Linked DNA regions of Mus musculus: region 1 is linked to region 2. The links are chromatin loops, found by intact Hi-C in ENCODE. Cell type or tissue: heart. All regions are shown on one strand. Links, peaks and the distances in the headings refer to the core of each region. The heading gives the core; the rest is flanking DNA. Region 1 has its middle 18 kb from the start of Adam30. Region 2 overlaps Phgdh (3-phosphoglycerate dehydrogenase).

Region 1 (16,296 bases), core at 8,798-11,297, 130 kb before region 2:
GGAATGAAATTTCATGAAATTTCATGAAATGGAAATTTTCTGTAAAGCAAAGGACTTTCTCAATTGGACAAAGCAGCCGCCTACAGAATGGGAAAAGATTTTCACCAACTCCACATCCAATAGAGGACTAACCCAATTAAAAATGGTGTACATATCTAAACAGAATTCTCAAAAGTGGAAACACAAATGTCTGAAAAACAAAGAAATGTTTCACATTAGCCATCAGGGAAATACAAATCAAATGACTCCGAGATCCCATCTTACACCTGACAGAATGGCTGAGATCAGTAAAACAAATGTGTGATTTCAATCATTTAAAATCTTAGAACATATTCATCTCAAATTAGTTTTCTAACCTTGTTGAATGGAGCATTCTGTGTATGTTTGTTGAGGCTAGTAGGTCTGTAATGATGCTGAAGTCCTGTGTTTTATTGTGCTATTCTAATATGGGTATTGTGCCCATTGTTGAAAGCATAGTATTGGAGCTTGTCATTATCAGTATAAAGTTAATTTATTTTTCCTCATTCCGTCTGCTTGGTACACATATATTTATAATTGTTTATATTCTTTATGAATTAATTTATTTGTTTTTCTTCATTTTTTACTATTGTTTTAATTCAAATATGATGCTGAAGATGGATAAACAATGGTGAAGTCTTCAAAGGCCATGGTAATGAGGGTGTACTGGGCACCTTTCTAATTGGGTCAAGGCATTCCATGCATTATTATCATTATTATTATTTTGCACTAGATGCAGTTATGGTGCAGGATGATGTAACAGTAGTCACCATGGATAAGCAGGTGTCTCTGTCCTTTGGATGTATGCCCAAGAGTGACATATTTGGGCACTATGGCAGTTCTATCTCTAGCTTTTTGGGAAATGCCCACTCTGACTTCCATAGTTGTATCAACCTGCCCACCTCCGATGTGGATAAGTGGTCCTCTTTCTCCACATCCTTCCCAGCATTTGTTGTTTTTCTTGTTTTCTGGACAATCTCCACTCTCACTGGGGTGAGATGGAATATCAAATAAATTTCAATTTGTATTTCCTTGATGATCAATTAAGTAGATTTTTATTTTTAATAAGTTCATATATGTATATGATGACATATGATCATACTTAGGCCCTATTTGCTCCTTCATATTCCCTCATTCTTCTAACATACTCCCTTTTAACTTTATATTATTTTCTTTGATAACTACTTAAGTTCAAAAATATTTTTTGGAAGACAAGATCTTTCTATGTAGTCATGGCTGGCCTGGGACTTTCTATATGACCAGGCTGGGCTCGCACACAAAGAGATCCACCTGCCCCTGTTTCCCATGTGGGGTTAGAGATGTGTATATACCCCTATACCCTGTCTAAGTTTATTTAACTGATTATTAGTCATCTATATTCTTTTAAGAGCTCTGTGTTAGGCTCCATGGCCCATTTTTTTTTTAATAAAACGGATTGTGTGTGTGTTGATGTTTATTCTTTTGAGTTCTTTGTATATTCTAGATTCTAATCCTCCACCAGATTTATAGCTGGAAAAGATTTTCTCCCATTCTATAGGGTGTTTGTCAATGTAACTAATGTCCTTTGCTGTATAAAAGGATTTTGTTGTTGTTAAGTTTCATGAGATCCCATCTGGTAATTATTGACCTTATTTCCTAAGTGATTGAAATCTTGATTAGTAAGTTATCTATGCCTATATCTTAAAGTGTACTTTCTACTTTTTTTCCACAGAAGTTCTCAACCCTTGTAATGCTGTGATCTTTTAATATAGTTTCTCATGTTGTGGTGATCTCCAACCATAAGATTACTTTTGTAGCTACTTTGTAACTATAATTTTGCTACTGTTATGAATTTTAATATAAATATCTATGTTTTCTAACTGTCTTTTGGGGAGTCACAACCCATAGGTTAAGAACCACTGCTTTAGATGTTTCAAAGTTTTATGTCTATGTTAGATCTGAACATAGTTTAGGTTTAGTTTCGTTCTTCTGCATGTAGGTTTCCAGTTTTCACAGCACCACTTGTTGAAGATGCTTTCTTTTCTCTATGTGTCTTTGGTCATTTTTGTTGAAACCCAGGTAGGTGTAGTTGCAGGGCACTCCATTCTATTCCAATGATCTGTGACTGGTTTTGTGCCAGTACCATGCTGTCTTTATTACTAAGGCTCTTATAACTTGAAATTAGGAATGGTCATGTCCTCTGTAATGTACTTTTGTTCAGGATTTCTTGTGGTCTCGTTGCTTCCATAAGAATTTTAAGGATTTTTTGTTTGTTTGTTTTGTTTTGTTTTGTTTTAATGTTTTATTTCTGTGAAGAATATCAGTGGTATTTGTATTGGGATTGCATTGAATCTGTAGATTGCTTTTGCAAAGTAACCATTTTCACACAATCAATTCTTTTCAAATCATGAGTATGAGACATCTTTCAATTTTTTAATGTCTTCCTGTAGGGGTTTGTTCTGAAATGCTAAATACTGGTCTCCTAAATACTATACTCTCCCCCCACAAGAAGATCCTCATATACACCAAATGATGCTATGTATCCTTGCCCCGCCCCCAAGTTATCCCTGATTGGTTAATAAAGATGTCTACAGCCCCGGCTGGGCAGAAGAGAGGGGGAGTGTGGAGTGAGGGTTCCTTGGACTCTCGGTCTCAGGCAGGGACCACAAGGAGAGTAGAAAGGAAGAAGAAGGAGGTTGCTGGGGCTAAAGAGATGGCTCAGCGGCTAAGAGCACTGACTGCTCTTCCAGAGGTCCTGAGTTCAATTCCCAGCAACCACGTGGTGGCGCACAACCATCTGTAATGGGATCCAATGCTCTTTTCTGGTGTGTCTGAAGACACTGCAGTATACTCATGTACATAAATAATTCTTGAAAATGAGTAGCTTGGATTGTGAATGCATGGCCATGAGGGCTGGCCCTATAGAGTTGAAGCTGCCCAGGTAAAACAAGGCAAGTGATATCTCAGGAAACAGCACAGAGGGTTGAGATCTGCCCAGCTCTAGTGATTTTAAGCTTATTATCTAATCAGAATTGGAAAGGGGGTACAAATCTGTTGGGGTACGCTGTGTGAAGTTGTGTCTCTGATACGTAAGCCATTCTCTGATTGGCTTTCATAAAAACTGATGACTAGAAGACAACAGAGGAGATGGATGTGACTATGTGCCTGGAATGTATAGCTAGCCACATGTCTGGATGGGGCTAGGTGGTCAGGTTAACTTACATGATCTAGTTGATAGTCTGCTTGGCTAAGGCCTAAGGCTTTGAAATATTAAAAGGTCTCTGTGTGGTTATTTGGGGAAAAGTTTTTTAAGGTATAATTGCTGCCATATTAATTTCCAGCACTAAATTATACAGAATATAACAATTATCTAACTTACAAAAAATTAAAAGAAATGGAGTATCTTCTCAAAAGATACCACTTACCAAAGTTAAATCAAGATCAGATAAACAATTTAAATATAACCCCAAAGGAAATAGAAATAGTCATTGAAACATATCCTAATGAAAAAAAGCCCAGGCCAGACAGTTTTATCACAGAATTCTGCTTTACTTTCAAAGAAGAGCTAATGCCAATACTCCTCAAATTATTTCACAAAATAGAAATGGAAGAAACATTGATGAATTCATTTTTTGAGATCACAGTTACCCTTACACCTGAACTATACAAAAACTCAATAATAAAGAGAATTACATACCAAATTCCCTCATGCATACCAATACAAAAAACCAAATCCAAGAACACATTAAAAACAATCATCTACCATGATCAAGTACACTTCATCCCAAAAATGCAGGGGTGGTTCAACATACAAAAATCTATCAATGTAATCTACCATATAAACAAACTGAAAGAAAATAAACCACATGATCATCTAATTAGATGCTGAAAATGTCTGACAAAATCAAACATCCCTTCATGATGAATGTCTTAGATTGGGGATACAAGGGACTTAACTAAATATAATAAAGGCAAATTATAGCAAGCCAATAGCCAGCATCAAATGGAGAGAAACTCAAAAACAATTCCACTAAAATCAGGAATAAGACACGGCTGTCCACTCTCTCTACATCTATTTAGTACCATACTTGAAGTTCTAGTTGGAACAATAAGACAATTAAAGGAGAGCAAAGGGCTACAAAGTGGAAAGAAAGAAGTCAAAGTATCATTATTTGCATATGATGTGATAGTATACATAAGCAACCCCCCAAATTCTATCAGAGAATTATAGCTGGTAAGCACCTTCCACGAAGTGGTTGGATATAAGATTAACAACAACAACAACAACAAAAATCAGTAGCTGGAGAGATGACTCAGTGGTTAAGAGCACTGATCACTCTTCTAGAGGTCCCGAGTTCAATTCCCAGCAACCACATGGTGGCTTACAACCATCTGTATTGGGATCTGATGCCCTCTTGTGGTGTGTCTGAAGACAGCTACTGTGTACTTATATACAAATGACAAATGGGTTGAGAAAGAAATCAAGGAAACAATGCCATTTACAACAGCCACAAATAATATAAAAAATCTTGGGGAAATTTTAACCAAACAAGTAAAAGACTTGTATGACAAGAACTTCAAGTCTTTGAAGAAAAAAAATGAAGAAGATATCAGAAGATAGAACAATCTCCCAGGCTTATGGATCAGTAGAATTAACACAGTAAGAATGGCCATTTTACCCAAACAATCTACAGATTCAAGACAATCCCCATCAAAATTCCAACACCATTCTTACAGACCTTGAAGGAACAATACTCAACTTTATATGGAAAAATGAAAAACCCAGGATAGCTAAAAAATCTTGTACAAGAAAAGAACTTCCAGAGGTGTCACCATTCCTGATTTCAAGCTTTATTCCAGAGCTATGGCAACACAACTGCATGGTATTGGCATAAAAATGGCAGGTCAGTCAATGGAATCAAATCAAAGTCCACGTGTAAATCGCACACCTATGGACATCTGATTTTTTATAAAGAAGCCAAAACTATTCAGTGGAAAAGACAAAGCATCTTTAACAAATGATGCTGGTCTAACTGGATATTGGTGTGTGGAAGAATGCAAACAGATCTTTCATCCTGTACCAAACTAAAGCTCTAAAAGTTGTTTTTTTTTTTTTTTAGAATGTAACAAAAATGAATGGACAACTTGTCAGACACATGAAAGATGTGCTAAGAGGAAAGTTCTTAGCACTAAGTGCCCCTCAGAAAGAAAATGGAGAGATCTTATACTAGCAATTTAAGAGCATACCTGAAAGATCTGAACTTCCCATGACAAAATAGACTAAAGAATTCATGTCCTTTAAGCTAGCTCCTCAAACAATCCTTGAAGTAACCCTACAAATTAAACTAAAGAGAAAAACAAACCTATCTATAAGGCCACAGGAAAGAACAAATGATGTTGGAGTAATAGCTAAATATAAGAGGAAGCAAGAAAAAAAAAAGGATAAAATCAAGAAAATACCAGGAATCAACTCTACATCTGACAGAGGGCTAATATCCAAAATATATAAAGAATCCAAGAAACTAGATATCAACAAATCAAATGATCCAATTTTAAAAATAGAATACAAATCTAAACAGAATTCTCAACAGATGAATCTCATATGGCCCAGAAAGACTAAAGAAATGTTCAGCATCCTTAGTCATCTGAGAAATGCAAATCAAAAACACAAGTGACAGCACACGCTGGGCGAGGATGTGGAGCAGGGGAAACACTCCTCCATTGCTGGTGGGAGTGCAAACTGGTACAACCACTTTGAAAACCAATATGGCTGTTTCTCAGAAAATTGGGAAACCACGTCCCTCCAGTTCACTCTCGTTAGGGGCCACTGCTATAGGATTAGTAGTTTTTGAAGGAATATGCTGCTTTTGTTTTTTTCATTTTTATTATATTATTTCATTGTAATTTATACATCTCATGTTACTTCTTTGCTTGGCTTGTTTTTATTTTGAGGTGTTTTAAAAACGCATTTTTAATAATTCTTGAGAATTCTGTACGTGCTTTGATCATAGTCACCCCTCCCAGAGTTCCTCCTAGATTCTCCCTTCCCTTAGTTCCTACCCACTTAACTTCCTGTCTTTTCTCTCTCTTTTTTATCCTCGTTCATGACATCCAGCATGTGCTGGGATGGCTAAAGGTTTTTTTTTAATCATTTATAATCTTTCTGTTGAAGTATTTATAATGTTTATGAGACACTTGGATGTAGTAGTGTTGAGTGTGTAGTTCAGAAGAGAATTACTCAGACCCAGAGCCCTGGGTGCCTGCTCTAAGTTCTGTATTAATGAGTAGAATTTTAATGGGGACAGCAGCCACAGCTATCTGACACTACCGCTAAGCACCTGGAGTACTAACCAATTAATAACAGTAGCCCCTTGGGTTTCAAAGCTGTTGGAGAAAGCTAGAGAGATGGCTTGGTGATTAAGAACATGTATTGCTCTTCCAAAGGATCTGAATTTGATTCCCAGCACCTATATCAGGTGGTTCACAATTGCCAGTAACTGAAGTTCCAGGGGTATTTGGCCTCTGTACACACACACACACACACACACACACACACACACACACACACACACACATTTAAAATAGTAAAAAATTAAAACAACGTAGAAGAGTAAAAAAAGAAGGATAGTATGAAATATACTTGGATTTTAGTTCATAGGATTAGCAGTGAAGTGGGTAAGGTTAAGGATTAATCATTAGATAACCTTGCGGGAAAAAAATTAAAAATCAAGGTAGGTAAAGTTGCTAAGGGGAGAGGTAGGATACTGTTCGGGTCTGCAGATCTTAGTTAGAGACTTAGAGCTGTGGGAGTTTCTGTTTAAGAAGCAAAAGGAGGAGGAGATGAGGCTAAAAGAGAGATAAAAAGGCTTAGGAAGGGGAGGAGTCAATTGGGGAGGTGTGGCTAAAGAGAATAGTAAATATTACCTTACAGGGCACTGAGTAGAAAAACACAAAACCCAACTGAGCAATAGACAAACAAAAGTCAAACCACAGTGAGACACAAGTAGGAGGTAAAATAAGAGACAAAAAAATTACTTATGAGCTGAGTTGCTGGCCCAGCTGGGTTGAGTTGAAAGGTGACGTTCTGTGAGATCCATCTGGTTCTGCTGGGTTCCATGTGGTAGTGAGTAACAGAGGAGAGATTGGGAGCCATTGCTCTCTGCAGCCTTGGTCTTCTGGGACTCTTGGAGTCAGAGACCTGCTTATTCAGCATTCTCTGGTCCCACACTATTGCCTTATTCCTTGTGTTCTCTGGTCCCAAACTGCTCCCTGGTTCCTCAATGTTCTTACTGTAATTGGTTTTGTAACTGGCAGCTGGAAAATGTTAGAGAAGTGTGGTGGAGAAAAGGAGAAAAAGACCAAGACTCTTACAATGCAGAGCCCTTGCAGGTAACTCCAGGGAGGACTAAGAAACTGGTCTCAGAAATATGAATGCTATTAGGAATATGAATTCGATTGGAGAAAATGGCTCCCTTGTTATACCACCACAAAGAAATAGTGATTTGCGCCCTTACCACTCCATAGACGTCTGGACTGAAGTGATGGACTAAGGTTTCTGCTGGCAGAAATTCCAAAACAACATTATGCAATGGGCTGTGGATGGTTTTGGCTGAATTTAGCATGATTTGAGAGCAAAGGAAAGCATAGCAAAAGGCTTTGGAAAAATCTCAGCCTAGCCAAGGAAAACAGAAAAGTGTGTGTCAGAAAACAAAGCAGCATGGCAGAGTGCCCGTCTTCTAAGGAGACTGGCAAGGACAAAGGGCACCAGTCGCTTTGTGCCAGGACAGCAGGAAGGAGATCTGAGGGTATATTAGAATCTCTGAGGCTACTGCTTCCATGACAGGCCTGGAGCTCTGGCAGGCTGGAGTTGTTTCAAAGAAGGCCCTAGAACTCTATTTTGATCTGTGTTGGAACCTATCCCTCTGTCTTCCAAGGGAAAGGGCTCTGTGGCCATTCTGACCATTGTTCAAGCAGGCTGGGGTAGCTGACATGCCGGCATATGGTGAGGGTCTTCTTGGTGTACAGAATGCAAGAGTTGTGGGTTCATGGTGGCTTCCACTGAGGTTTCAACCTAAAGACTGAATGGGCAGGCAAAAGTATGCTTGATGGTCATAATCCCTGCAGGGACCTCTCACTATAGTGAGCTATACTGAGTTAAGCTATAAGAATGGACCATATTTGAGTATCCCAGAAAGGCAGAATGGCCAGCAGCATGTACTTCTGAAAGCCACCAATGTCAGAATGCAGTCAAAGAGAGCAACAGTGTAAGCAGCAGGGCCTTAGAGTGTCATAACCTAAGGCATGGGGTCCCCTCCAGTCCCACGTGCACAGAACACAGAGCTTCGGGCTTGAATTTTAATGGTTTCCTGCTGGGTTTCTGTCTTGCTCTGAATCGTCTTTTCCCATTTCCCTCCCTATTTCTCCCCTTCGAGACATGAATGTTCATCCTATCTCTGCCCCATCATGAATCGAAGAGGCAGGCATTTGGTTTTTGTTTTACAACCACTCACATCTGAGTTTGCATCATGTCTGAGACAAAATTTTGGATGGGAACCCTTGAGTAGTTCTACAAAGTGTTGGGGCTAAGATGATGAAATAAACATATTTGCATTGAGATATGGACCCGAGGGGCCAGAGAAAGAACACTATGGCTTGGGCATGGGCTGTCCTTTGAAAGGTGAATGTGCTGGGATTCTGTGTAGGTTTAGAAAACCTACTTTAATACAGGTTCTTAAATGCTTCAACCTCCGTTTTAGCCTATCACCCACCAGAAGTAATGGAAAAGAAAGGTTATTAGGACACGGGGAAGTGAACCTGTTTAGAAATGGTTCTTTGGGGCGATTCTGATCTTTGTTGTCAGGATATCAGCAGTTCAGCTCACAGTTGGATCCAGAAGAAAGCCAGAGGCTCTTCCAATTGTCCCGAGTCTGCAGAAGTAGCAAGAAGCTGCTGGAATATCCCAAGAAGTGCTTTGGCACCTTTTTTTTCCTATGGAAGTCACAATAAACAATGCTCACCAAAGAAGACAAGGTGAGCCAATACCATGAAGTGTCGTCAGTGAAGACCAGTGTCAGCAAAGCCCAACGAAGACTAGCAAAGCGTAGCAAGGTGAACCAATGCCACAGCATTCATTGTCCAGTGTCCGCTGGGTTATACTTGTATCCTTTCCAAATATCACATGTCCTCTCAAGCATCCACTCTAGCCACACCTCATGTGCCTCCCCCTGACCCCTAGCAGCTTCCTGAAAAACACCACCTGTCTGCTCTCAGCAAAGCATCCTCTCATAAGACAGTTTCCAGAAACATCACACAACTGAGTCTAAAGTAACCAGAGATTTCCACTTCAATTCTGTCTTGGGTATGATGTGGAAGAGGCACCGAGACTTTTATGTGGTGGGACTCAGCGAGAGTCATCAAAGGCCCTTCTTTGTACACTGGCTTCCTGTTTCAGGGTCTACTGTTTCTTGTTTCTTTACCCTTCCTGGGTGATGCCATCTGCTGTGTGGTTCAGTCAAGGGGTCCCTCACTGGAGCGTTTTCATGCTGTTTGGCTTTCCATCCTCTCAAATTGTGAGGTAAACAAACCTCCTATCTTTGTAAGGTCCCAGCTTTGGTTATTTTGCTATAGCAATGTAAACTAGATTAATTCAACAACCACCTAGCTAATTTTTAACCTGGTAATTGAATTTTTCAGCACAGTAATTTAAACCTCTTTCCTTTGTTCATAATATTTACCCTGGCCTGTGTCCATACATTAGTTGGCTTTCTATTGCGATGAAATGCTTGATACAGTTTAGAGAAATAGATCATTTACTTTATGTTTCTGCAAGTTCCAGTCTGTGATGAAGAAGCCCCTTCATTTTGGGTCTCCTGTGAGGGTACCAGACAGCATCACTAGGGACCAATATTAGAGCAAAGGTAGTGCTGAGACTCTTCCAAAGCATAGACAGAGTAAGTCCTTCTTGCAAAGAGTTTCCAGTTCGCTGTTTGGCATGCCGAACTGCTGCAAAATAAGACCATTCTCGGTGGTCTGACTGTGAGCAAGGATGGGCCCATCACTTGATTGGTGAGCCTAGTGGCTGCTGGCGTGTTAACAATAGGTGGCGCCCTATGCCTAGATTTGCATTCATTCTGCAGCAGACAGCCTTGCCAAACAGGCTTTTGGTAGGTAGGCAGAGTACTGGTGACTGCGGATGAATGCAGTTCCCCTTCCCAGACCCTGCAGTTGCTCACTACTTTGTGAGCAACTCATGATAAACTCGTTTACTCATCTAGCTGGGATTTTGGCAGTCATATTTTAAGGCCTGGGTGCTGTTACAACAAGACCCCTTTATCCAGGAAACTGACTCTGTAGCAACCCACCTCACACCATGAACTGCAGGCTCCACAGGATCAGCAGCAGGATCCCTTAAAGGCACAGCTTCCCATGGCAAAGGACCTTTCAGTAGGTCTGGCTACCATCCCTTCTACACAAGGACCAAGCCTTCTACACAGACTTTGGGAGTCACTATGTGTATTTAAAGAAGAAACAAAACAAAACAAAACAAAACAAAACAAAACAAAACAAAACAAAACAAAACTGTGTTCTCATTTGGTTTGCAGGCCATTTTTCTAATTGCATTTAGGTTTCTGTGCAGTCCTTTAGCTTACTGGCATCTACAGTAATCCAGGGATCTGGGTCTCTTCAGGGTTGGTTTCCCACAGCTTGATTTTGGTCCTCTGAATGGAGGCATTTCTTCCTGTTTCTTTATGTGTCTTATGGTCTCATCATTGAAAACTGGGCATTAGGATAAAGAGCCACCTGTCCTGTGTTTGGGAACTGGCTCCCTGAAAGGACAGAACTTGATTCAACTAGCCTGCTCTAAAATCTCATAGTCCTCTCAAAACATTTCTGGGAGTGAGCAATTTGTGTGTGTGTGTGTGTGTGTGTGTGTGTGTGTTCAAGACAGAATTTCTCTGTGTAACAGAGCCCTGGCTGTCCTTTGTAGACCAGGCTGGTCTCAAACTCACAGAGATCCCCCTGCTTCTGCATTCCAAGTGCTGGGATTAAAGGACGGTACCACCACACCCACCTTAGCATTTTTTTTTTTTCTGAAAAGAGCATTTAAAGTATCTTCACTTTCCTCAGAGCCTCAACTTTGCTGCTTCTGTTATCACAGACAAGGAGGCACTTCCATAGTGATAATGGTAATAATAATAATAATGTGTGGGGCACCAAGAATAGATTTTGTGATGACATCAGATATCTCTCTTCTGATATCAGAAACACTGAATACTGAAGTCATTACATGGAACTTTCTCATAGAACAGCAGTTGTCTCTCACAGGTTTGTCCTCAAAAGATTATTCCTTGTGTGATGTTAACCTAAACATAGGCCACGTAGACATGTGAAGTTTCTCTTTCTGTAAAAAGGACTATACATGGGTGAAGGGCTGGGTAGAAGTGGTATTATGCTCTGAAATAATTTTCAATAGGAAGTTAAAATCTCTAGTTTATCTCTATGTTTTAAAGACTCTGAAGTTTTTATTACCATACAGATGTCACCCATAATTTGAAATGGACTCGAGACATTAGTATTAGATAAATTCTTAAAGGTTTGATAAAAGTAACTTTTATTTGCCAGATGGAATTGTCACATCAGAAACTCACTACTGAATAAACTCACCCTTTCTGCTCTTTTAGAACTCTGGCTGGCTGGTTCAATTCAGATGTTCTGGCCCAAACTAACTCTGGTGATCTGTTCTAATCTTCTGGCTCATTCTCTTTCTCTGGCTCATTCTGTGTTCACCTGTTAGCTTGTCTCTGTAAAACAAACTCTCTCTCACTGCCCCCTCCTCACTGCTCTCTTAAGTAGTCTCTCTTTCCTGTCTGTTCTCATGAGAGTTGGGCATATTTTCTTTCTGATTCATTCTGTGAAATCTTTCTCTGATTTGTCACTTTGTCTGCCCCTCAACTAGATATTACTTTCAAACATGGCTGCTTTATTCTATAAACTAACTTTACCTTCATTGTTAGGGATTATGTAACAAGGGCATGTCTGTATTCTAGCCAGATCACCTTATAATGCAGAGTGTGTCTGCATTCTGGTCAGATTCCATAGACCTAGAAGGTCTTTGGGTGTAATCTCTTCCCAGAGCAGCCATATTGTTGGATTAAAAATCTTCAATAGAGAAGTACAGAGAATGTATGAAAAAAACAGTCAAAATTATCTTCAAAGTTTCAAAATAGAACTAAGTAGAATGAAAGACATTTTCTGATGTAAACAGTGATGGAGAGGAAACTAGTTCAAGGAAATCAAACACTTTAGGTTCAGGCTCAGACATGGCCTGCACATTTGTGTAAGAATTCGGTTCTGGAAATCAGGAAGTTTATCAGTGAGTATACAGGAATCTGAATATAAGATATTCTCAGCACAGATTCTACTCCAAAGGCAGTGTGGTATCCTGAATCAGTCCTTATGTATCATCCACTGGTTCATATTGATTAGTTTCCTTATACCATCTATTGATTCAGATTGATCTACTTTTCTATGCTTCGTTTTCTCTATCTATAAAAATACTTGTTTTAATTGTGTGTGTGTGTGTGTGTGAGTGTGTGTGTGATGTTACCGATGGTTGTCCTCAGAGATCAGCAGAAACCTTTGGATCCTCTGGAAACTGTTTACAGACAGTTGTGAGCTGCCTAAAGTGGGTGCTGGGAACTGAATTCAGGTCCTCTGGAAGAGCAGAAAGCTCTCTTAATTACTGAGCCATCTCTTCAGCCTAACACTTCTTGTCTCACAGGATTTTTGTGAGAAGCAAATGATTTACAACAATGCCAGGTATAAAATTCTTCAGAGCTTCATAGATTTGAGGGGTTATGATGCAAACATTTTTTGCTAGGCAGCAGTGGGAATCAAAGCCCTGAATCAGGGTTCTGATCATGTTTGTTAAGGTTCTGAAAAGTCTTTTGGCCCTAAAATGATCCCTGGACCCAGAGATCCTAACACTGCCTCCCCAGAATTTGAACAAGAAACTTGTGTAGACAGCTTGGCATTAGTCTGACCATTTCTGAACCACCAACACAAATGGGCAGAAGTGACCATCAGAAGGATACAGCTGCTGAGAGAGCCTTTGCCTGAGGCTGTGGAAGAGAGGACCTGGAAAGCCTGGTTTGAGTATGCATACACACAGTTATTAGAGTATATTCATGTATTGTTGTATGTATGCCTGGCTGGCCTGGTACTTGCTATATCATCCAGGCTGGCTAAGAACTATGGCAACCCTCCTGCCCACTAAATTCTGACAGAGAAATGACAGATGGAGTTATAAACAGTATTTTTGTCTCTTTTAGCAATAAGTTCAACTATATTCATTGATCAATTAGCACACTAGCAATCTTATTAATGAAACATCTTGCATTTTTGTGATTTTATGTTTCTGTTCTGTGTCATAAGGCTTGTACGAGGTTTCTAGCAATGACTACTGGGTAGTGCCTGCAGCCCGAGCCAGGCAGATCTCTCTTGACAGGAAATTAATACTTTGAACCATAAAGATCCCCCTCCCCCAATTAAATACCCAAATCCAAACCATCCAGTCGGTATGTAGACTGATGAATTGAAAACGCTATTCCCACAGGAATAAATACAAACACTCAACCAATATTTTTTTTAAGGTACTCAGTGCCTTTAGTCACCAGGAGGGAGGGAAAAAAAAACCCTTTAAAACTGCTTCAACACTCCATCTCATCCTGGTCAGAATGGCTGACATCAAGACAATCAGTGACAACAAAGGCCAGCAATGATGAGGGGCAAGACCTTCAGTCACTGCCAGAAATTAAAGCAGTGCAGCCACTGTGCAACTCCATGTGTATGTTCTTAAAAACCCCCAAAAGCTAACTACCACCTGACCCCACTAGACTTCTCCCAAGAATACTCCCAAAGGCTCCTAAGCACGTGTTCTAAAGAGATACCTATGCATTGGCTTGTATTAATACACTGTTCACAGTGGCCAAGACATGGAACCAACCCGGAGGTGGGTCAAGAGAAGGATGGAGAGAGGAAGCAGGACACAGGTTCATGTGCACACTGAAATCACAGCATTCACGGGAAAATGGACGGAACCTGAAAAATAAGCAAAACGAAGCCAGACATAAAAAGACACATATTGCCTGTTTCCTCTTCTATGCCATCAGCTAATGTGATGCAGTCAGAGGTTCCTGCCCAAACATTGTGACATGTTATCCCCAGATTCCCTGACTTGTGGCTGTCTCTTGATTTCAGGTCTCCAAAAAAATTCAGTCTCAAACAATAGCCCCCACCTCAAGGTGGCTGGCTGTAGCATTCTGACATGTGAGAGAGCCTGCAGTATTGGGAGGAGTAACTGTCATTGAGTCCCCACACTCGATTTAAGTGTGCCACAACTGGGAGCTTGTCCTTTGGGGTTAGGTTTGTTTAACCAACGCCATCTGGCTTAGCTCACGGCTATGGCTTCGCCTCTCTGGCCTGGAAGCCATGGTTGGAGACGGTTTTCCAGGTCTCACTGTATAGCTTCTCTGTTGTGCTCCTCTGGTTCCCTGTCAACGGCCATGTGGCACCTGCTACTCCTCCTCTGTTACTCTCTTAGAAATAGAATTTCAATTCCTCTCTCTCTGTGCGCGCGCGCACACACACACACACACACACACACACACACACACACACACACTGTGCTGAGGATCAAAGCACCTCTAAGCAAATGTTCTTGCACTGAACTACACCCCCACTCTCTTAGAAATAAACTGTCTTTTGTTCCCCTCTTTCCCATCACAAAGGCAACTTTTAATCTCAGAAGCCCTGTTATTTGCACTGCTACCCTGTTCTCCCTGTGATATTAGAGAATACAGGGCCTTTTTAAGTGCTTCCCTTCTGGCTTATATTTGATTTTCTCTAATTTTAATGTACTTTAAAAATAACTTTTTGGTAAGCATACAAATAAATACTGTTTTATTTTTTTCTCTGCCTCCCTCCCTCTCTTGATGCCTCCATCCCTCCCCCTCCATTCATGACAGCTAGACTTTGTCACTTTCTCTTGTCCTCCGTTCCTCTCCTTTAGACCTCTTTCTTCCCCTTTATAAGTGCCTTTCTATTTCTTCTATTTTTGTATCCTGCATACATTTGTACCTCCAGAGACCCTAGCTGCATATATTAAAACAAACAAACAAACAAACAAACACAACACAGCAAACAAACAAACAAAACCCCTAAGATCTAGGGCTGGAGAGATAGCTCAGCAGTTAAGAGCATTCACTAACTTGCAGAGGACCCAAATTCAGTTCCTGGCACTCTTATAGTAGCTCATAACCATCTGTAACTCCAGCTTCAGAGAAACCAATGCCCTCTTCGGACTATTGCAGGCACTATACAGGGTGCCCATATGTACATGCAAAGAAAATACTCATATACATAAAATACAATTTTTTAAAACTTAAAAAAAAAAGAAAGAAACAAGATTCAAGTTCTGTGACCAAAATGCAAATGTCCCTAGAATTTGATAAGACCAAAATGTGTCTTCAGCAATGGTCTTATCAAATTCTAGGGACATACAAATTCTAGGGCAACAAAAATGGTTTGTACTATTTGAAGAGTCTCCAAATACATCTGATCAGTTACTCAATGAAGTTGTATCCTATGCCTTGTACTGTCCTTTTATTTTCCAAACTGCAGGTTCTTGAAGCAGTATTATTCCCGGTGAATGGTAACATCAACTCAACTCATAGGTAGATAGGTAGGTATCTTATAATAATTATATATATAATTATAATAATAAAAGGTAGGTATCTTATAATAGGTTTGTGTGTGTGTTAGTTACTTTTTCATTGCTGTGAAGAAGCACCATGAGCAAGGCAACTTATTAAAGAAAACATTTAGTTCGAGGCTCATGGTTACCTCGGGTAAAAGTCCATGACCATCATGGCAGGAAGCAAGGCAGGAGACAGGCAGGCATGGCGCTGGAGTAGTTAAGAGTTTACATCTGATCTTCAAGAAGGAGGCAGACAAAGAAGAAGAGGGATGGGGGAGAGAACTAATTGGAAATGGCATGGGCTTCTGAAATCTCAAAGCCTGACCCAACTGATACACCTCCTCCAATAAAACCACACCTCTTAATCCTTACCAAGTAGTTTCATCAGCAGGGAACTAAGCATTTGAACCTATGAGCCTATGGGAACCATTCTCATTCAAGCCACTGCGTATGTGTGAGTGTGTGTGTATACATATATACATGTGTGGATATATACATATGTGTGTGTGTATCATGTATGTAGATATGTATATTATAATGGA
Region 2 (16,296 bases), core at 4,529-7,028:
GCCAGGCGTACCTCGTAAAGCTATACTTACGGGTTACCGCCGTTCCCCAGCTGAAAAGTTCTGAATTCATGTAGTTGAATCCTTCTTAACAGTCTGCTTTACGGGAACCTTTATTACCGCGACCCGCAGTTCTGGTTCTGGAATGAGGGATCTTCCTTGCGCCAGTCCCGAGTTTTTTCTCGTCCCGGAATTCGGCACCAATTGTTATTAAACGCGTTCTCACGACCGGCCAGGAAAGACGCAACAGACCAGAATCTTCTGCGGCAAAGCTTTATTGCTTACATCTTCAGGAGCCCGAGTGCAAGAAACAAGAGAGAGAGAAAACGAAACCCCGTCCCTTTTTTAGGAGAGTTATATTTCGCCTAGGACGTGTCACTCCCTGATTGGCTGCAGCCCATCGGCCGAGTTGACGTCACGGGGAAGGCAGAGCACATGGAGTGGAGAACCACCCTCGGCATATGCGCAGATTATTTGTTTACCACTTAGAACACAGCTGTCAGCGCCATCTTGTAACGGCGAATGTGGGCGCGGCTCCCAACACCTTATGGCATTTCTTTAAGGAAAGTCAAGGGTTCAAGAGTGCAAGCTTGTAATTCCTGAGCATGGATGTCTGTTGTGGCACATGTACCCAATAGAGAAGCACAGGAAGTTCAGGAAGTTCTTTTACAGTCCCCAAATCTCAGTAGAGTCCCCATGCTAAATGAATGAGGAAGGACAAAAAGGTATAGCCGAGACAGGGCAAGGAAAGGAAGGAAAGATGTCTACAAACAAAGGAGAGGCACAGACAGAGTACAGGGCAGGGCATTGACCACTGTCCCCGACCAATGGAACAGTCTCAGCTACCTGGCCCCTTTAGTGAGGCTGCTCATGTGCTAGAGCCAAGATGTTAGGCACAAGGCAAAGCAATGAGAGTTGACCAGCCAAGGATTCCGGATGAGAGTGAGAAGGTCTGGGTCAGCGGTCCTCCGAGGAGAGTTGCTTGAAATATGGTTCTTAGGGGTAGGTTAGAGGCAAAGAAGAGGCCTTTAAATCCATTGAGCTAGGTGAGTCACGGGATGCAGAGAGATAATAATGCAGAGGTTGGGTGATAGCTCATACCTGTATTCACAATACTTAGAAAGCCGAGGCAGGGGCATCACATTTGAGGTCAGCCTGGGTAACATATTTCTAGATTAGCCAGGAGTACAGAGGGAGACCCTGTCTTAACAAAAGCAAGCAAGCAAGCAAGCAAGCAAGCAAGCAAGCAAGCAAGCAAGCAAGCAAACAAGAGAGAAAGTAGATTTTTTGAAAGATGATTTCTAGTTCCAGACTTTTTTTTTCCCTAAGAGCCGGACCAGCACCTTGCCACAAAGAGGGAACAGGAGCTTTTTTTTCTTGAGCTGTTCTCAGGGAATCTAGAGTGCCAAGGCTGAAGGTGACATGGAGTGTTTAGGTTGATGAGACAGTCCTCTATGGAGCCACTGTTCAGCCAGCCCGCTTGGCTCTCTAACCGCCAGCAGAGCATGTGACAGGGTCCCGCCTGTCTCCTTCCCAGTCTTGGCTCCTGTAACACTGGATAATAGGTTCCCCAGGCATGGAGACTCGGAGCTGGGAAGGCAGTGAGGGTACCCAGATCTCATAGAACAGGGGGGCTTATATGCATATCTATGCCTCCGAGGAGGAGCAAAACCTGGGGTCCTGGAGACCCCAGAGCAAGGGATGATTGAGTCTGTTTCCCCTCTTTACAGATCCATGCAACAATTCCCCGGGGAAAGAAGGTGAGCCGAGCTGCTACCCAAACAGCATCTGCTTAAAATCCCACCCACAGCAGTAAATAGGGACTAGACACAGCAGCCTCATAGGATCTGCTCTGTGGTGAACGGCCTCCCTCTGTGAATCCTGGGTGTCTCTCCCTGACACAATCAGCGCCACAGGCTCATGCTGCTGTGGACCAGAGCTCCCCTGTGAAGAGGGAGATGAAAGAAAGGGGAGCCGCTGACCTGCAGGGATGCAGATCTTTCCCCACAGCCCGGCAGAGCAGCCATTTGTTACAGCTTATTCTCAGACTCTGGGCTATTATAGTTTATGCTTGTTTCTTAAAGTTTCTAAATTTTGTATCTTGTTCTAAAATAATATGTGGCAATTAAAAAGAGAGAAGAAATTACTTGTATTTTCTAGAAGGCAAGACCTACTTACTCAGAGGACTGAACACTTACGTCACCACCCCATTAATTAATTCTCCACAAGTCTGGCCAGTTCTGCAAAGGAGTGTGGCAGATACAAGGCAAATAAAGACAGTGGCACAGAACACCCACTGCTTACTTCTCTGTCCTACAGACACCATATCCAGATGGAGCCAGCAGGTACTCAGTAGATAACTCCCCTTGACATAGGTGGCCAGTATTAGTTACCGAGACTAAAGGCAAAGCAAAATCCATAAGGTTGGCCAGGCATGATCATGCAGAACTGAAATCTCAGCACTTGGGAAGCCGAGGCAGGGCTGAGTTCAAGGCTGATACATGTGAACTTGGTCTACAGAGCAAGTTCCAGGACATCCAAGGCTATAAAGAGAAACAGTCTTGAAAAGCAACAACAACAACAGAAACAAACTCAAAAGGATGACGCAGAAGTAGAATCCTCTCTTCTTTGGGTAAAGAGAACACAGAGTCCTCATAAAACAGCAATGTTTTAGGAATGTGAGCATTGGGCACAAGCAAAGGGGAGAAAAGAGGGCAGGGGAGGGATAGGAAGGACAAGGGGTTCTAGTCTTCCATTGTCTTTTAGAAAAAGCTCTGGACAGAGGTTCTGTTGAACCTTGAGGGAAGCCAGCTGGCCGAGGAGCCTCAAACACACACATGAAATGCGGTGACGGCCATGTCCCACCACCAGCAGTAAAGCCGGGCGAGGCCCAGGCTGAGCAGCTAATCCAGCCCTAGCCCCTCCTCAGCCCCTCCATGCACATGAGACCCTCGATCTTTCCAGAACTTCTTGCAGGACCGTGCTCCCTTCTTAGGTCACTGCAGCCATGTCTGTCTACACGAAAGAGAAGCCAGTGTCCCCCTGGTTCAAGACAGGGACACAGAACCCACGAAGAGCTCTCTGCAGGGTCTTGACAGCCCCCCCTTTCTGTGTCCCATTGTTGGGCCCTGGTATTCCTCTACCAGAAGTCACATGGATTCAACTAGGGGATGATCTCAAAGTAACACTGTGGAACTGGGAAGATGGCCCAGGGAGTTAAGGCACCTGCTACTAACCTTGACAACCTGAGTTCCATCCCTGGGACCCCCATGGTAAAGAGATAACCCATTCCTGAAAGTGTCCTCTTGTTACCAAACTTGGGGTCACTGTTTCTACTATAAGAAATCAAGTTCAGCCACCTGTCCCCAAGAAGCCACCTGTGCACTTTGGCATGAATGTGTTCTATCCCTCAATAAAATGCATTTCAAAATTGTGTCAAGGTGCTGGCTGAGTGAATGATTGTTGTCACCACACAGCAGCTGAAGGACAAACCTCAACTCATAAGCAGAACACACTGGCTGTCAGTACCTAACCACCCTCACGCCATCACACACACACACACACACACACACACACACACACACAGACACACACAGACACACACAGACACACACACACACACACACACACACACACACACACACGTCTCTTGCTCTTTTCCTCATCAGCCTTTATATAAGGCCTGAGGAGGTTTTCCTTTGGCTACTCTGGGATACTCTTCATTCAAACTGACTGTCCAGGAGTTAGCATTTAAGGCCAGTTCTATAATGCCATTCCAACATTTACCCCGACTCACTGCCGATATACTTGAGAGTGAAACTCCACTCTACAAGTTTCAGGGATTGGATGTCACAAGGTAGAATATCAGAAATGGCACTGATTGGGGGCAAACACCTTTCTTCACTTCATAAAGTCAACCCAAAGTGATTCCCCAGACACCAACATCCTCTGCTCAAATGACTTCTTCCCTAGAAGATCCCCTAGGAGAATCTTTATAGTCTTTAGCCATGCCCACAAGACTGCTGGTGCTGGGTCTGGCATAGCTGTGTAAGGGAAGGTGTGACACAATTCCTGACCCTGGAGCATCACCAGGCCATTAATCCCATGCCCTCCAACATGTGCTGATGGTTGCTGTTGCCCAAAGTTGATCTTCTGTCTTTACTACTCACTTTCAGTCTTTCTCTCTGAAGAATAGACTTCCCCCCATTACTCAGAGCTAATCATGGCATAGTAAATGAAATAGATGCAGTACTCAGTAATGAGGAATGGAGATGGTCATGAGGTTATGGAGGGCGAGGAACAGGCCCTCCACTTGGCCTTTAGGGCCATGGGAAAGGATCTAGACAATATAACCACAGAGGCCATAAAAGCCTATATGGTCCTTTGTAGAAGTGGTTCATTGCCAGACTTGGCCTTGAATTTGGAATCATGAAGAAGAACACGTACTCTCCAGTTCAATGACTGCTGCATTGATTAGCCAGGATGAACTTGGAGACTTCAAGGATAGAGAGTTAGAGTGAAATCAGGAAAAAAAGGGTATGGATAGAAAAAGTAGGAATTTATACATAATTTAGGAATAAATAGTGTTAGAAGGAGAGTACATGAGGCTATGGAATTGCTAGGATAAGGAAATGGAGACTAGGGGCCTGGAGAGATGGCTCAGTGGTTAAGAGCACTGACCGCTCTTCCAGAGGTCCTGAGTTCAATTCCCAGAAACCACATAGTGGCTCACAACCATTTGTAATGGGGTCCGATGCCCTCTTCTGGTGTCATAAATCTTTTTATAAAAGGAAATGAAGATTAGAGAATTAAGAGATGATGTGGAAGCATATAAAAAGTTAGTGTTGTTTTTCTAGCTGATTGAAGAATTGGAGATGACAATGCCTGGAAGGATATTAGAGAGCACTGTTTAATTTTTCTACTTACATAAATTCAAAACTTTGTAAGGAATCATTTTAATTTTAGTAGTTTGTCACTTTTCTATTCTTACATGGAAGCAGTTACTAAAGACTACTGTCTGCTGTAATGAAACTTGGAAGAGCTCTGCCCAGCTACCTGTGAAGAACAGGCTGTGTAAACCTATAAGGAAATGTGTGCTTGCTTTGTGCTCAGTTCTGCTCTAAGGAAATGGGGGCTGGGACTATTGATCCAGACTCAGAGTTGATGTAAATCTAAGAATTCTTGATAATTATTAACAGTGACCAAAGCCTTGAGGATGTAGCCTTAGTAAATAAAAGGCTGTCTTCAGTCTCTCTCTGGGTATTACAATTAAGCTGAAGTTGAAGAATAAAGAGTACTGAGAATCGTCAGGGAACAGAGAGAGTACCTGAACCAGCAGCTTGCATCTAATACTGACTCGGAGTCATTATTGAATCAGCACCGTCCCCATTCCCAGCTTTCTCAGGACTCTCCTCATGCTGAGGCTGGACCTCAGCAGGTGCAGGAGGTAGCCACTTTGAATTCTTCAAAAGCAAGTCATTATTCAGTTATAAAACTAGCTCTAGATCAAGTGCAGCTAACTGGAGGGCATTCCTTAGAATGAGTGATACCTCAGGTTTGAGATCTTCCAATGGGGGAGGGGGTGGTGGTCGTGAATTCTGCCTTTTCAGTTTGTGGGAGGTTGTGATTGGCCAAGGGCCACTACTGCAAAGAAATGCCCCCATACTCTCCCACATGACCTTCAAACTACTTCCTCCTCCCCAGACCCGGAATCTCTACACCGCTGCAGCATATGACCTGTGTGTTTAGCCACATCCAGAAGACCCTAACCTTCCTCTATATACCCTGCTGGTCAGCTGCCAAAACCTAGAGAGGCGGCCTGTGGGCGCCCTCTGCTGGCCTTTCTGGATAATGATCACACAGACACCATGTGGAGTTAAGAATTCTTTACTAGGTATTAGTTCAGGCAGATGCCCTGGTTCTGCGATCCCCTCTCCCTATAGGTCACAGTTGAGCGGGTTTCTTCAGAAGAGCCTGTGGGGCTGAGAGTGCTGAACCCCAGGGTCAGAAGCAGAACTGGAAAGCCTCCAATACATGCTGCTTCCATGTTTCCAGGCTGGGCAGCAGGGAGGACAGGCCCATGACGTGCCAGGGCTCTCCGTCAGACACCATGGAGGTTTGGTAGGACAGCAGCTGTACACCCGCCTCTGCCAGGAGGCCTGGGAGGAAGGAAAGGAAAGCCCTGGTTAGGTTGAGGGAAGGGGTGAGAGGGCAGGGCCCAGAGCAGGCTTCCATGGCCAACGATGCATGGGGGATGGAGAGGGAAGGAGGGGGAGGGAGCTTAAATGGCAGGACAGGTGAATTTCTTCTGCTACGGGACTCTCTCAGCACTGCCTGAGCATCAGGTGAGGTGGAGGGAGGACAGCAGGAGAAGCAGAGAACCTCCCTCTGGGCAGCTGACAAGTGGGATAAGATGACTCCCCCTACCTCCCAAAGTCTGGGGACACACCCTCTGCCAAGACCCAGAACCTTCGGCAGCCCAGGTCTCAGGGGAGACTGGGGCCACACCACAGAAGAGGTACTCTGACACACTTTGCTGTGGCTAAGCTGGCCACTAGGATCTATAGAAAGGCAGTCCATAAAGGACTCCTGGGACACAGACTGTGTGTGTACATGGCAAACTTGTGCCATGGCCGGGGATAGTAGCAGGCACTCTGCCCATACCGCTGTGATCTCAGATAAGCCACTTCCCCGCTGTAGAAACAGTTCAGGAACCCTCTGTGAGGGACATATAGACATGCCTGAGGCAGAAAAAGGCCCAGAGGAAGCATCTCTCCAGGGCCAGGGCCCAATTCTAGGGATTCCCCCCCCCCCCCCCCATCTCTACTTCAGAAGCCTGGCCAGCCTCCCTGACAAAAAGCCTTCTCACCAATCATAGTGGGCAGCATCCCAGGGTCGGAGGGCTGAGCCCGGAATACGAGCAGGGGTTGGCCCCTGCGTAGTGGCACCTCTGGTCTGAAGACAGCTCCGTTGAGCATCTGCAGCATTGGTGTGGTGCCCTGGACCAAGCCCACGGCTTGGTAGGGAGCACCTGCCAGGGCCACAGTCAGGAGGCATTCCCCGCTACCCTGCTCCCCTGGAACCCCAGGGTTGTGGGAGGTGGTGACCTGTAGAGAGAAGACAGAGACACAGCCTAATTACCCATGTGTATCTCTCTCTCTTTCTCTCTCTCTCTCTCTCTGTGTGTGTGTGTGTGTGTGTGTGTGAGAGAGAGAGAGAGAGAGAGAGAGAGAGAGAAAGAGAGAGAGAGATCTAGCCTGGCCCACCAGTTCAGTCCTGGCTCACTAGTTCGGTGATTTGGGGCTAGGGACAAATGGCATGAGCATTATGCCCCCAGACATTAGCTTATTGGGACAGTCAATATGCCCCATAAAGGGAGGAAGGACCCCCCCACCCCTGCCTGCTTCAGAGCATTTTTGCACTATACATACAGTATTTTTGTGAGTATGAGCTCACTTCGAAATGCTCAGACATATGCTTTTTCCCTTTACAGATGAAGTAATTAAGACTAGCTCTCATCAGTAGACAGGGTGAATGGCAAGAAGCAAGCCCAAGTGAAACTGTGAACAGGCTTCTAAGATGAGGGGTGAAGCGAGGCTCAGGGGCATGTGCCTATAATCCTGGCACTGGGGAGTTAATAGCAGGAGGATCAGGAGTTCAAGGACAACCTGGGTTCTGTGAGAATGTCTCAAAGAAACAAATTTAAAAAAAAAAAAAAAAAAAAAAGGGATGGCAGAGCAGTGCTCAGAGTAACGACGGGGCGCACATTGAGGCCAGCCTCTTTCACCAGTAGCTTAGCGTTCACCAAGTTCACGTCTGCCTGCTTAGATGCTTCTCTCAGAAGGCCGACAATGACTGCAGGGCTCAGGCAGGTCCCAGCATTCTTCAGAGATGTTCCTGGGGACACAGAAGGTTGCCCTGAAGATCATTGTTTACTGGGTACCACAGGAGGGGGAAGGGAGCCACAGGCACTTAACCCTCAGCTACAAGGCCCTTGTTGGCCTGGGAACCCCAACTGCACCCTGCACTGGGCACTGCGACTGCTTCCAAGTGCTGAAAGCCAGCTGGGACAGATCTGGTTCCAAGGCCAGAAACCTAAGAAGCTTTAACCAATTGGAGGCACTCCCCTCCAAAATGCAGTCCAACTCATGGCAGGCCTCCATGGCCTGCCTGTCTTCCCAGAAGATACTTGAAAACTTGTGATGCCACCAGTGGCTGGAACTCGAGACCCTTGCAAACACTGAAGTAACTGCATGCCCTCAGCCCCCTGGCATGCTTCTTCAGGGTCTGGGTACTCAGGCCAGTGGACATGGTACCCCTGGCTGTGCCTGTCCCTGGTAATTCCAGTGTTTGGGATTTAACTGTCCTGCCCAACTTCACATTTTCTCCCCAAGAGTCAGGTGCCAAATAGGTGACAGGGTAAGACAGCCTTGTACAGGAAGAAGGGACCACCGGACTCCATCTGCAGAATGGTGGACCCACTACCAAGAAGAAAGCAGAGTTGCATGCAACTACAGGTTCATAATCAGACCCAAACAATTTTGTTGCATAATTTAAAATCTCTCTACAGATCCCAATGTCTTTTAACATGAAACTATCTGGTTGGGCTGGTGACAGGGTTCAGTGGTTAGGAGCACTGACTGCTCTTCCAGAGGTCCTGAGTTCAAATCCCAGCAACCACATGATGGTTTACAACCATCCCTAGCAAGATCTGACACCCTCGTCTGGAGTGTATTTACATATAATAAATAAATAAATAAATAAATAAATAAATAAATAAATCTTTTTTTAAAAAAAGAAAGAAAAGAGAAACTCCCTGGTCTCTCTTGCATGGAAAACATGCATATCCTAAAAACATTGCATAACTGTTATCTGTGACAATTAAATAAGTTTTCCCAGGGAATTTGTATCCCACTTACACACTTCCTTTGTCCACCTCCATAGTGGGTGAGTTACACCCAGAGCAGGATCCAAGTCCCCTGAATCTGCCACTAGATCTGCCATGAGCATTGGGCATACCCAGCAGAGATAAGTCCACATCCCCACTTCCCTGTCCCTAGGCAGTGCCCCTAGCTCCTGCTGTGGACCTGACCAGACCTCTGCTCACCTTGTGTAACCACCTGGATGGTCCCTTTAGGGGAGCCAGCCCAGGCGTGCATCAGCGTGCCCATTGCTTCTGCCAGACCAATCCAAGGCTTGGTGTGTGGAGAGAAGGCACTGGTGAGGGCCTGGGCGTTCACCTGCAGAGAGATGAGGATTAAATCAGGGCACACTTGCTCGAATGAACAGCTGAACCAGTGTTGTGTGGCCAAGGGTCAGCTTGGCATGGATAGGCAACTAAGGTTGTGGATGATGATGACCACCAACCATCAAGCAGGGAACAGGGACTTGTCCCTGTAGGTGAGAAGTACTAAATAGCCCTAAGAGGACACAGAAAGTTTCAACCACGCTACATGGCCAGAACAGGGGTAAGAAGCCTGGCTACCTTCATTGAGCAGCATTGGTACTGGCTCTCTCTGTGAGAGGTTGGCTTCTTGTGTGACAGAGAGGGGACAGCACAGTAAAACATGGAAGTCACTGATGGTGGGGGGGCGGAATGGTGCATCTCGGGGATGGTGATCGAATTTGCCGGTTTCCGTTTTGAGACAGGATCTCACTTCATAGTCTAGCCTGGTGAAACTCCAGCCTTACCTAACTCCTGAGTGCTAGGATTACAGGAGTGAGCCACCACATCTACATCGGGCTCATTTTATTATCTATTTTGATTATTTTAAGTGACTGCTCACATTTGTCGCTGAACACTATGCTCAGTTGCCATGACTTATAAACACATTCAGGCAGGTCTGATTATACTGTATTATGCTTCAAACATTCACCAGTGCCAAGATGCTGAGGCATGCTGGGAAATTGAGCATCTAGGGACAAGTAGAACATCCCTGGACATCCCAAGTATAGAGTCTCAAGGCACACACCTCCCCCCACCCACTCCCAGGGACCTCTAATAACAGAGCTTCTTTGTTCTGAGGTAAAATTCCTACTCCTTTTTGTGGTTACAGATGCTCTGGCTTCCAGCCAGGTGTTAACAATTTCTTTGCGGCTCCTTAGAAAGAATCCATCCAAGAAGGAGTTTAACTAGGAACCTGGGCTTTAAATCTGGGTTTGGTGGCTCCTGCGTATGATCTCTAGCAGTAAGAAGGCCAAGGGAGGAGGTTCTCTCTGTGTCCCGGGCCAGCTGTAGATTCAGAGTAAAACCCCATCTCTAAACACAAGCCAAACCCCCGCCCCACTGGCAAACGTACAAGAACTCGGGTTTGATGAAGAAAATCAAATAAGTGGCTATGAGATGAGAAAAAAAAACAATGCTTCTATTCTTGCTTTCAGTTATCATTAGACACGACTTTAGCGCTACTTGTAAAAACTGCAGGAGAGGAAGGAAGGAAAGTCAGAGGACGAGGAGGAGGAAGAGGGCTCAGACAGAGCAGATGTGCTCAGCTCAGAAGCCGCAGCACATCTCATTGTTGTCCAGTGAGCGGGGCCCACAGAGCCCAACCTGGGGATGTGCTCGCTGACTGTCGGTCCATGACAAAGATAAAAGGATGTGCAGTGGTCAGACTTGAAAATAAATAGGAAGATGCCAGGGTAGAGTCAGGCGCCTCTGGAAACCAAACTGGTCCTAATGCTCGTCTGTGCTATGGTCAGAGAACTGGAGAAGATGCAGGCATAATTAGGGAGAGATGTCCTCTTGTAATAAAAACATCTCTTTCCAAAGACTATCAGTAGCTTGGGGTGGTTCGTTCAACTTGCTAATGTTTATGGTGACTGAGAGATTTCATAGTTTATGTAAGATGGTAACACTCTGTCTTTGTACTCCATGGAGTTTGTGTGAAGAAGTTCCTGTCAGAAAGTCATGGGATCTCACCACCACCTCAGGGCAGGTGGCTACCTCAAAGGGATCGCAAGGAGGGGGCAGAAGCCTGCCTTTGAAAAAGCTGAGCAGGTCCTCTGTCAGATTGCCCAAAATGTGGGACGTTCATTAGCAGGGCATCAGCTGAGGCAGGAGAGGGGCTGTTTCATTTAGGCTTCCATTCTCTGGTTGGACAACTCAGCCAGGAGCCCAATCAAGGTCACCTGCTCAAAAACTCACTGGGAGGCCAGATGAACAGGAAAATGTGCTCTGGTCTCAGGGAGCCAATACAGTGTGCAGAGGACGGAGGACAAACAGGTCAATGCCATACGGTCACCACAGGCTCTGTAGGCTCTTACACCACAAGTGGCTCTCAAAGAGGCTAATCACCACAGACCAAATGGCATCCTGACTGTCTTGAGACAGAGAACTGAGCTGTCTAAATGGAGGAAGGAGGGCTGCGCGGAATCCAGCTAGTGACTATTTCCAGGCTGTGAGTCAGTTAGAAAGGCCATGGGTCCTCTCGCACATCCAGTTGGATCCACCGATTTTTGCAGAGTATTAAGTACTTGCTTGGTGGTCATTCACAGAGGCTGCAGAGAAACTTAGACAGCCTTTCAGTCTTCAGGGAACTTAGAATTCAGCTTTAACAAGTTAATAGACCTGTTATGTCGTATAAGGTGTGGACAGTGAGTGTGACAGGGCACACTTTTAACTCCAGCACTCAGGAGGTAGAGCTGGGTCTGAGGCCAGGGCTACATAGTGAGACCCTGCCTCACAAAAACACCAAACCAAACCAAAACCAATCAACCAAACAAACACAATCATAAGTAGAAAAAAAAAAAAAAAAACCCTGAGGCACAGCTCCAATGATTCAGAAAGCATTGAAAGAGGAAGCAAGCCCCCAGGAAGGATTAGGGCCAGAATGTGGGGGCATCTGGTATTCCCCAGACTAAGCAAGGGGCCAACTAACAGGGAAGGTTCACAGAGAAAGCGGGGTGAGTTCTGACTGAGGACATGATGTAAAGAATGCCTAGCACACCCACCTCCTCCATCTTACACACACACACACACACACACACACACTGAGCCTCTCTCTGTCACCCTAGCAACACCACCCCACTCCCAAGGCATGTGGACAACAAAGGAGCCTTTTTTTTCTGGTGGCTGAGCCTGGGAAGGGTCAAATCTCTGCAGCAAGGCTACAATATAACAGCTCAAAAACAGACTCCCAGCTCCAAGGTCTTAGCTATCAAGACTACAGAAGGGCTGCTCCATCCATCTATCCCAAGTGCCAACACAAGTACAGATTCCAACTCTTCAGTTCCCAGGGCTGAGCCTGTCCACCCCTAGCTGCTTCGTCTGTGCCTTTTCTCTTCCCAGACTCCAGGCCCCAGTCTCATGTTGCAATACTTACAACGCCTGTTAGAGATTTCCCCTTCACCATGTCCACAAACTGGACTGCGATTTCCTCCCCACAGCGGCTCTGGGCTTCCTTGGTGCTGGCACCCAGGTGGGGACAGCTGATGACATTCTCGTGGTCCACTAAGGCCCGGTCCCGTGGTGGCTCCTACCCAGAGAGATATCTCTAAGTTGGTTATGAACTGGCTATACACCCTCTGCTGTTGTTCCCACTGAACTTTGAGAATTGCAACCATGCGGATCCCAGCAGACAATGCAATGTTACTCATGGCAGAAGATGCTACTGCATAATTAGAAGACGGTCCTACACAGTGGAGCTTGTGACAGAGTTGAGAGACCCAGAAACACAAACCAAAACACTGTGCACCTTTGGCTGGGAACATCCCAGTGCTGTGGGGCTTCAGAGGGGGCCAGTGACTTGCCACGGCCTCATAGCTAGAACCCGCATTCAAGCCAAGGTCCACACTCTTTCCTCTGGGGCCACACCAAGGAACCCAGATGCTGAGATAACATCTCTGAGGAGAGAGGCCAATAGGACTGGTGCAAGTGCGTACTCAGCACTCTGTATGCTGAGGCTAAACCTTTGAACATGCTGGGACAAGAAAGAGTACACTCTGGGGACTTTGGGAGAATACTGTCATCATTCCTGGGCTTCTGAGCCTCCCTGGGAAGGGAAGAGGAAAAGAGGAAAGCTAATGGGTACCAGGCAGGCCATCTTCTTGGCCATATGGCTGACTTAAGTATCGGGAGTGGCACACAAACTCCCCTTGTCTTCTCCAAGTCATCAATACGGCAACAGCCTGACCAGGAACGGGTACTGTTTAACAGTTTAACCAGGAATGGGTTCTATTTAGGACCTTAGTTTTGCAGAAGGCAGCACAGCCTCTTCAAAACCGCAGGTGTGTTCTTGGCACACAGTGAGCTCTTGGGCTTCAAGATGGCGCACTGTCTTGCCCAAGGCCTTTGTGCTCCCCCCTCACCTTTACCCTCTGACCCCGACACAGAGGCTGCAAGCACTTACTTCTGTAAACACATCCAGTGCAGCCCCAGCACACTGACCAGACTGCAGGGCACGCAGCAGGGCACCTTCATCCACAATGCCTCCTCGAGCACAGTTCACTACTCGCACACCTTTCTTGCACTGAGCAAAGGTGCTGTCATTCAGCAAGCCTGGAAGAAAGAGGAGACTATTATGATGGCTCTTGACCCTCTCACTTAACAGGTCCCATAACTCACATCTCCCCAAAGGCCTCTTTCTCCTGGATAGCTACCTTGTTCTCACTTCTGTCTTCCTAGATGCTCTGGGATAATAGACCTTGTACTAGATGTGGGTTAGAGTCAAGAAGTTTAGGAAATGGTGCTTGGTGGTCCAACAAAATGCCCTGCAGGGTCCCATGAAGCCTCTACCCGGGATGCCAGTTGTACTACCTCAGTCTATTTAGACACCTGGCTTTTCCAGAGAGCTCACCCCTCCTCCATCTGAGGCAAGGACTTGTGACAAAGTATCATCATGCTCAGCAGGCCCCAGGCAGCTCCCTCCCTACACCTGCTTGATGATGTCTGCAGAAAACCCACACTGAGAGCCTACCTGTGGTAGAGGGCAGGAGTGGGGTATGGACAGTTATAAAGTCACAGAGAGGCCAGATCTCCTCCAGCGGCAGCTGCTGAACACCAAAGGAGGCGGCGACTTCAGGAGAGATGATGGGGTCATAGCCTACAGTCTGGTCAGAAGTGAGAGAAGGCAGAGGCATCTTAATATCAATAGCATCATTATCAGTAACTGCACCATCAGTAACTGGTGCCACACGAAACCTAACTGAATTCCCTACTGTAATTCTCAGAACAGTACAGGAGGCTTGGGGCTACGCTCCTGACGGGAAGGAGGCTTGCAGAACCAGCAGGGTGCACAGCCAGCATAGAGGGGAAGAGGCTGCCTCTCACCAACCTCCAAACCCCCCAGCAGGTGCAGGAGCAACTTCGGTGTGGCTGGACCAAGTGGGTCTTGGAAGCCCTGAGACAGGAGCACTGGTGAGGGAGGGCACTCCCATGGGGAATGTGCCACAGGAAACAGAAGACAGGCTGGTAGATGCAGCTGTAAGGCCCAGGACAGACTGGAGAGAAGGACAGCTTCTAATCAGAAGATAAACCAAGACGTGCCATTAGAAAGAAGGTTAATTCATATTGTTGTTCCACCTATAGGGTTGCAGTTCCCTTTAGCTCCTTGGGTAATTTCTCTAGCTCCTCCATTAGGGGCCGTGTGACCCATCCAATAGCTGACTGTGATCATCCACTTCTGTGTTTGCTAGGCCCCGGCATAGTCTCACAAGAGAGAGCTATAACTGGGTCCTTTCAGCGAAATCTTGCTAGTGTATGCAATGGTGTCAGCATTTGGAAGCTGATCATTTGTCTTTAGCTGCATATGTATCAAAAGATGGCCTAGTCGGCCATCACTGCAAAGAGAGGCCCATTGGACTTGCAAACTTTATATGCCCCAGTACAGGGGAACGCCAGGGCCAAAAAGGGGGAGTGGGTGGGTATGGGATTGGGGGGGTGGGTATGGGGGACCTTTGGGATAGCATTGAAAATAAATGAGGAAAATACCTAATTAAAAAAAAAAAAAAGGTTAAGATACTATGTAGGGCTGAAGAAGGGGTAAGAGCCCTCTCTCTGAATTCGATTTAGTGAGACTTAAAATGCCCCTGGTTTTGAAATAACCCAGATTACACAATATGCAGAGCTTAAAGTCTCAATTCATACTAACGTTCCAGTGACCAAAGGCAAAGTTTTCAGCCTCATGAAACTGGTTCAGTGTCATCACCGAAGCGGATGGGGCACACAGATGCTTACCGCTAAGGCAAGCTGATAACAGCAATACTATGTAACATTTACTGTGTCTGGTGCTTTGTTGTTGTTTCTAAAGCCTAGGCTTGCTTGCCTTACAGTTGAAATCCTCCTACCTCAGCCTTTGAAGTGCTAGGATTACAGGCCTGTGCCCTCAGGCCTGGCCGTGATAGCACATCTACATCGTACCTGATGGATTAGGTATTAATTCCCTGTGTTAGCCCGGAGAAACCAAGGCAGCGGTCACTCCTGGCATTATACTCTGGCCTCGGGGCCTGCTCGTCTAGTGCCTACACTCCTCCCGGGAAGGCAGAAAGGTGGGATAAGAGCAGGGGCAGGTCAGCATGGGGGCAATCATGGGCGAGGGCAGCACTGTCCAACAGAGACAACTGACTCTGAGCAAAAAGACGGCATGGAGAATCCATGCTACACACACACACCCACATGCAAACCTTCCCTACCCCTCATGCCCCCTAGACACAGACACACAGACACACAGACACAGACACAGACACACACACACACCTTGTGAGAGAAAGGAGTTGAATGAGATGAAACCCAGCATTGGAGACAATCTCAAGGAAGAATCATTCAAGTCTCAGGAGGAGCCATGGCCTCAGTTACATTATTCCCCATAAGCAGCCAGGCAGATTCAGAAAGCAGGCAGGTGGGTTTTGCAATAACGAAGACCTAAGTACCCTTGCCTGATCTACCAGCAGGCCTCCCTACCAAGCTCAACTTTTGTCTGAGATTGACTATGGAGAAAGGGCCATAGGAACCATATGTCATGAAGGCCCTGATGTCCTTGAGGAGGAAGGGTATAGTCAATCCATTGAGGCAGGTGTGCCTGCTGTAACCAAGAGATGTGGCTGGAGCCATGGAGCCAGGCGTCCTTCCTCAGCTGCTGTCCTCTAGATGGGTGAGGACCCTGACACTAAGAATTCTGAGTGAGATGACCGCCACACACACTGCCCTAGCATTCTATCACAAATATATTCCAAGAAAAACAAGAAAGTCCCCTTAACCCTTTAAGGATGCATTTGGAGTGGACTCGGTTATTAGAACAGGGAGGGAATGAGGCCTCATCCTTGAGCAGTTGCTTCTTCCCTCTGCAGAGAGGAGTGGTACCCACC

Evidence for each region. A loop is a pair of places that touch in the nucleus more often than their neighbours do. Peaks named below come from ENCODE experiments on the same cell type or tissue, not always from the same donor. Only the 100,000 strongest peaks of a DNase experiment are listed, where the experiment ranks them.
Region 1: it touches region 2 in a loop (3-fold over the local background); 14 of 42 quality-filtered maps call a loop at or near these places.

The regions. Positions count from the first base shown.
Region 1 is chr3:98,170,861-98,187,156 of GRCm38, forward strand. No RefSeq gene overlaps it. Among named protein-coding and RNA genes, the nearest start is that of Adam30, 18 kb to the left of the region's middle. In heart, for the core only: a CTCF peak has its summit at 10,084 (motif pointing right); no DNase peak of the experiment used is centred there.
Region 2 is chr3:98,307,303-98,323,598 of GRCm38, forward strand. It overlaps Phgdh (3-phosphoglycerate dehydrogenase), which reads right to left. Exons shown (of 12, transcript NM_016966.3): 6 at 13,911-14,043; 7 at 13,344-13,492; 8 at 12,318-12,470; 9 at 9,104-9,236; 10 at 7,763-7,893; 11 at 6,866-7,103; 12 at 5,869-6,155. The coding sequence ends at 6,001. It overlaps Hmgcs2 (3-hydroxy-3-methylglutaryl-Coenzyme A synthase 2), which reads left to right. Exons shown (of 10, transcript NM_008256.4): 10 at 1,728-3,436. Among named protein-coding and RNA genes, the nearest start is that of Phgdh, 25 kb to the right of the region's middle. In heart, for the core only: a CTCF peak has its summit at 5,830 (motif pointing left); no DNase peak of the experiment used is centred there.